Regions from separate parts of the Homo sapiens genome. Here region 2 is linked to region 1. Evidence: chromatin contacts called from ENCODE Hi-C or POLR2A ChIA-PET data. All regions are on one chromosome and are shown on one strand. Each heading gives the region's core, a stretch centred on a gene start or an enhancer-like site at or near the end of the contact. The rest is flanking DNA. Distances are from core to core; before and after follow the strand shown. Region 1 holds the start of MMAB (metabolism of cobalamin associated B). Region 2 holds the start of ATXN2 (ataxin 2).

The links. A loop is a pair of places that touch in the nucleus more often than their neighbours do. ChIA-PET counts read pairs that join two places held with the same protein, here RNA polymerase II (POLR2A). Pooled maps may share reads with other maps.
Region 2: a pooled map shows a loop between it and region 1 (9-fold over the local background). The contact joins the promoter of ATXN2 here to the promoter of MMAB in region 1. A Hi-C loop is called at or near these places in 1 of 37 single-sample maps with no recorded cell type and 9 of 50 pooled maps. POLR2A ChIA-PET finds 5 or more read pairs at or near these places in 2 of 52 experiments (T-cell and activated CD8-positive, alpha-beta T cell).

What each region holds. Positions count from the first base shown.
Region 1 is chr12:109,572,254-109,574,753 of GRCh38, forward strand. MMAB (metabolism of cobalamin associated B) reads right to left here and starts at 1,251. Exons shown (of 9, transcript NM_052845.4): 1 at 1,094-1,251. The coding sequence starts at 1,227. It overlaps MVK (mevalonate kinase), which reads left to right and starts at 1,541. Exons shown (of 11, transcript NM_000431.4): 1 at 1,541-1,620. RefSeq lists enhancers at 641-1,142, 1,143-1,642 and silencers at 1,402-1,531, 1,552-1,781.
Region 2 is chr12:111,597,703-111,601,159 of GRCh38, forward strand. It overlaps ATXN2 (ataxin 2), which reads right to left and starts at 1,613. Exons shown (of 25, transcript NM_001372574.1): 1 at 1,082-1,613. The coding sequence starts at 1,332. It overlaps ATXN2-AS (ATXN2 antisense RNA), which reads left to right and starts at 1,796. Exons shown (of 2, transcript NR_146497.1): 1 at 1,796-1,851; 2 at 2,126-2,553. RefSeq lists silencers at 258-387, 978-1,027, 1,118-1,287, 1,348-1,657 and an enhancer at 2,118-2,347.

The DNA of each region.
Region 1 (2,500 bases), core at 1-2,500:
TATTATTTTGAGATGGGGTCTCACTCTGTCACCCAGGCTGAAATGCAGTTGCACGATCTAGGCTCACTGCAACCTCTGCCTCCCAGGCTCAAACAATCCTCCCACCTCAGCCTCCCGAGCAGCTGGGAGCACGGGTGTATACCACCACACCCAGCTAATTTTTTTTTTTTTTTTTTTTTGGTAGAGACGGGTTTCACCATGTTGCTCAGGCTGGTTTTGAACTCCTGAGCTCAAGCAATACTCCTGCCTCAAACTCCCAAAGTGTTGTGATTACAGGCGTGAGCCACCGTATCTGGCCTATGATTATTTTGTTCACAGACAGGGTCTTGCTCTGTTGCCTAAGCTGGAATGCAGTGCAGTGGCATGATCATAGCTCACTGCAGCCTTGAACTCCTGAGCTCAAGTGATCCTCTGCCTCAGCCTCCCAAGTAGCTAGGACTCTTAACTCTATCCTACCCAAATTTTTATCTTATACTCCACCAACTCAGGGCCTCTTGCAGGAAAAGAAACCTGAGCCACTTCCATAGTATGAGGCTTCGAGTGTACTCAGAGATGAAGAATTGCCAAAATACAGCTCAAAAAGTGGCATTTTCAAAAAACAATGTAAACAACTCAAGGACATAGCTCAAAATTAAAATGTGACATTACAAGCCCATTCGAAGGTTAATTTCCTGGATCTGTGAACTAAATTAATCCATTATTAATCCACGGTACTCTAGAGGTTCTGAGGTCTGGGTTGAGGTGCAAGTTTCAAGGAATATGAGGAAAGCCATCTTTAGAAGGTGCTGGTGTATCTGGGACCTGGGGAATAAACTGCTTTGGAGATTGGTCACAATCTGAGTCGAGAGCCCTCCTGGCCCACATGGGATATGCCCTGCCCTGCCCGATGATAGCGGGACTTCATTGGGACTTAGGCAAAGACTACCTGGTCTCTGGCGCCCACGTGGCCCACGTTGCCATGGTGACGTCAGAACAGCGTGGAGACGTCACCTGACGGTTGCCGCGGTGACCTCACGGCGGTGTGACGTACCCATGGCGACGACACCACGATTCACGGCAGGTGTTCGAGTTGCCCTTCCCGCCAGCCACTCACCTGTCCCCGTCTTCCACGCCCTGAGGGCCGCGGCTCTGGAAACGGGGATACAGGAGCCTGGCGGCGCCGAAGCACCCGCGCAGGCCAAGACGGCTCCCCAGGCCAAGACGGCTCCCCAGGCCGCACACAGCCATGAGCCAGGCTGCTTGACGGGACCTGACCCCGCCAGGTTCCCGTCCAGTCCGCGGGGTGACTCCACCCACAGCTGGCCGCGCCACCGCTCAGGTTTCAATTTTTATTGGTTCGCAGTTCTCACCCCAGGGCGGGACACTCCCAGGGACTTGTTTCCCATTGGTTTAACGGAAGGAGCGGGGCGGGAAAACCCGTGTCGGCTTGGCTGCAACACCTATTGACCAATGTTCAAGCCTATTGGTAAAGGTACTCCGGGCTCGCGCGCTCTGATTGGCTGGCCTGAAGTACAACGCCTCCTCCCCTTGAGGCACGGGCGCTCTGGGTTGTGGGAGTTGGGGAGCTGCTCCGGCTTCGGCGCGGAGGGGCGGCGGCCGGGGAGGCGGCGGCGGCGGCAGGTGAGAGGCCGGGGTCGGGCGGCCGGGCGGCGCGAGGTCCTAGACCCAGGACGACGCTGAGCCAGGCGTCCAGCTTCTGTGGCTCAGTTTACCCAGCTCTGAGAGTCTTGCCCCGAGGGATCGGCGACCTCAATCTGACAGTCGTGATTTTGAGCTTGACAAGCAAGGGGATTCCCCGCTCTGAGCCTCAGTTTTTCTAAGAAATGGGGATCACGATAGTACTTAGCTCATAGTACACCTGAATCTTAGCGTAAGGTAATCTACGTAAAGCCTTAAGCGGAGGATAATTTTGCGTTATGTATAAAAGTGTAAATTGCACACACCTATAGACCCTGCAAGCTCCTTTCTAGGACTCTGTCCTGCAGAAATACTCATTTAAGTGTGCAAAACGAGGCGTACTGGGTGTTTTCTGCAGCCTTGTTTATAATTGTGACACATTGGAAACAGCCTAAATGTCCAGCAAAGAGTTCTTTCTGCTCCATGATTTCATGTAATTTCTACCTTTAATAGTAGTAGTTGTAAAAGCTGAAACGAAGAACAGAGCCAGTAATAAGTAGCTCTCAGTAATTGAATGATTAGTAGGTGCCAGACACCGCCAAGTGTTTCCCTTGCGTTAATTTAACCTTCCTAACATCCACCGAGGTAGGTACGGTTATTTTCTCTCCATATAACGTGTGGGGAAACCGAGGTTCTTAGCCATTTAAGTGAGTTAACTAAGATGACATCACTGGGGAGTGGAAGAGCTGGCATTTGAACCCAGATCTGTTGGATGTGTCCAGTTGACTCCTGCATTGCCTTTCTGGTACGTAGCAAGTGCTGGACGGTAACTACCTTTTTTGTTATTATGATGGGCTTGAACTAGGTGTTCTAAGATCTCTTC
Region 2 (3,457 bases), core at 363-2,862, 2.0 Mb after region 1:
CTACAACCCCGGCTTAGGAGGGAAAAAGACGCTAGTAAACACCCGCCTTTCTGCCTTCAGGAACCCGACCACGTCCCCTGCTGCAATCTCTCTCTCCTAGCATTTCCGAAATTGGGGCGGGGGTTGGGATAAGTGCGCAGGGTGCCCGCCCCCTGCCACCAGCACCGCCACCCCGGATCTCCAGGGTCCAGCCTGGGTCCAGCCCTCACCCACCGATGTTCCACAGGCGCCTTCTCCACTGCGGCCTCGAACAGCAATGCGGATCGGCCACCACCCGCGCGCCGGAGAGGTCTGGCGGGGGAAGGAGGAAGGCCGGGACGGGGCCGGGCACTCCCCACCCCTTCCCTTCCCCAGGTGGGGGAGGGTGGAACGCTGCCGGAGGCCACATGGAGCCCCACGATTTCAGGGGAGTTCGGGAGCCCCCGCCGCCGCCTCGGACACGAACGCAGAGGGGTGCGGGGGCCAAGGCCCACTTGTCTCCACCCCGTCCTCCGATCTTTCCCAGGACTCGGAGGGGGCGGGGAGAGAGCCCCGACAGACCCTGATGATTCCGGAGGAGCCCGGTGCCTACCCCTTTAACCGGCACGGGGGACGCGGCCCTAACTTCTCCCCTCCAGAGATGTCCCCCATGGAGGGGGACATGTTCCGGAAAACGCCACCACAGCCTCCAGACCCCTCCAACGTTCACACCTAAACCGGGAGTGGAGGAGCTGCCCGAGCATCCCCACGCTGCGGGCGGAGGATCGTGCGGAAGGGGGAGCCGGGGCTGACCATCGCCGCTACCCGAGAACCCCTCCCAACACGCGTGGGGAGGGGAGGCCGCCCGCTCCCTCCATCTTGACCGCCGGGGGAGGGGGCGGGGATGCTGCGGGAGGCTGGACAGGCCTGACAATCCCAGAGGACCCCGGCTGCGCCCACCGGCCGAGCCTCGGGGCTCAGGCCCGAGCGAGTCTCCCCCGCGCTGCCGGCCCCCAGCCCACCCCGGGTAGCCCGGCGGGTCACGGGGCGGGGACGGCGGCGCGGGCCGCGGGGGAGGGGACGCCGGGCCCGGAGCGGAGGGGGCTGGGGTGCCGACACCCACCTGCCCAGGCCGGGCCTCCCGCCGCCGGAGGTCGCCGCGACCACCGAGGAGGGAGCCGTGGCCGAGGACGAGGAGACCGAGGACGAGGACGGCGAAGGCGCGGCGGCGGGCGACGCTAGAAGGCCGCTGCCGCCGGGCTTGCGGACATTGGCAGCCGCGGGCGGCGGCTGCTGCTGCTGCTGCTGCTGCTGCTGTTGCTGCTGCTGCTGCTGCTGCTGCTGCTGCTGCTGCTGCTGGGGCTTCAGCGACATGGTGAGGGGCCCATACACCGGCTCGCACGCCGGGCGGGGACAGCCGGGAGCCGGGCGCGCCAAGGAGACGCCGGAACGCGGCGGGGACGCGCGGGCGCCGAGCGGGGAGGCGCGGGTTGGCGCGGCCGGAGGGGCGCCCGGGCTGGCGAGGGGGAGAAGGAGGACGACGAAGGGGCGGGGAGGCCCGCCGAGACCAAGGAGCCGCCGGGAGCCGGGCCGAAACGCGCCGCCGCCGTTGCCGTTGCTACCAAAACAGTCTGAGGCGGAGGGAGGCGAGCTCTGCCGGGAGGGAGGGGGGCCGGGGCCGGGCGGGGGAGGGGCGGCGGAGGGATACGGTCCCGGGGCCGCGCCACCGCCGCCCCGCCCGCTCCGCCGCGCCGGCCGCTGGAGCGAGCGCCACCCGGGCCACCTGGCTGCGGCGAAGCGGCGAGACTCGGTGGCCACCGCGGGACTCCGAGGAGCTGCGGCCGCTGAGCGCATCGGAGGGCGGGCGCGCCGAGGCGCCGGGTGGGAGCGGAGGTGCGGATAGGGACTCTTTACCGGAAGTCGGAGGGGTCAGACGGAAGCAGAACGTGAGGTGGCCCCGGGGCCGGGAGGGACACGTGAGGAGCGGGCGGCGCGCTGGGTTGCTTTCTCGGGGGTCGGGTGAGGGCCAGGCGGCGGTCCCTACCCGGATCCGCCTTCCTCAAGGCGGGTCTGCCCTTCGGGGAGGGCGTGTCGGTCTCAGCCTCTGGGGCCTGCCTGGTGTGGAGGACAGGAGAGAAGCATTTCTTCTCCTACTGTATTCCTTCAGCATCTTCACTTCTGCGGGGACCTAGTTTGCCCCCACCTGATGCAACCCAGAAAATGGACTGACTGCGAGTGCCTTGGGGCGGAGAATGTGTCTTGCTACGTGTAAAGCACCTAGAACCCTGCCAGATTCAGGGGACACAGCATCCTGCCGTTTTCCTGCCGTCCCCCGCCCGCCACACAGTAGGCGCTCCAGTGGCTCGGGGCATCTACCAGGCAGGCCGCGCTGTCCTGCCCTGCCGGGGCTGGAGTGGAGCAACCCTCCGGGGCCACCCACATCTGGGTACCTTTTCCCCACTTTTTCCACCCCAGCCGCGCACAGTCACCAGAAAACTCTTTTAGGTATCTGACCTTCATTTGAACCTATGTTCCCTCACTTGAACTTCTTTTTCCTCATTCATGAGATTCTAAAGGAAATATATGGGATTGGGACTGGTAGAACTACGGATAATGGGATCTCCCTCGGTAGAGACAGAGCCGACCTCAAAACAATGTGCGAACTTTAGACCTTGGACCCTTTAGAAGTTTTAATTTAACTTACCCAGCCAGCACAGTAGACTCTTTTTAAAATGTGTTGCAGTTAAACTGGAAGCAAGTAGAAAGTAGGTAACTTTTTTTTTTTTTTTTGAGCAGTGAATCTATTGTTTTTTAAAGTGAAATGACTTCAGGAAATAATAGGGGAAGAAACACCAAAATTCCCCTCAATGTCCTAGAACTGTCCAGATAAAGGTAAAGACTTAGATAAACGTGGAGAATGATTGAACCAGCAGTTTTCAGTAGTCCAACTGAAATTAACCTCCTAGATAGTCCAGGCAAAAATGATCATTGTATTCTGCCAATGTAGGAAATCAGTTTTATTTCCCATCTAAGGTAAAAAGTAGATCAAGGGACCATTGCAAAACCCTTTAAAAATTAACCTAGCCTAGCCAACATGGTGAAACCCCGTCTCTACCAAAAATATAAAAATTAGCCGGGTGTGGTGGTGGGCGCCTGTAATCCCAGCTACTCGGGAGGCTGATACAGGAGAATTGCTTGAATCCGGGAGGTGGAGGTTGCAGTCAGCCGAGATCATGCACTCCAGCCTGGGCGACAGAGCGAGACTCCGTCTCAAAAAATAAATAAATAAATAAATAAATAAAGTAACCTAAAGGAAACTGGAACTAAAAAACCAGTTGAAACAAAAAAATACCTGTACCCGGCTGTGGTACAGGCCAGGGCTGCTGTGAGGGGAAGCTCCTGGAGAGGGTGACATGGGGCAGGGACCCAAATGAGCATGGGCATGAGGATCCTGGGGAGAAACGCTCCAGGTGGAGGGCACAGCGAGGGCAAAGGCTCT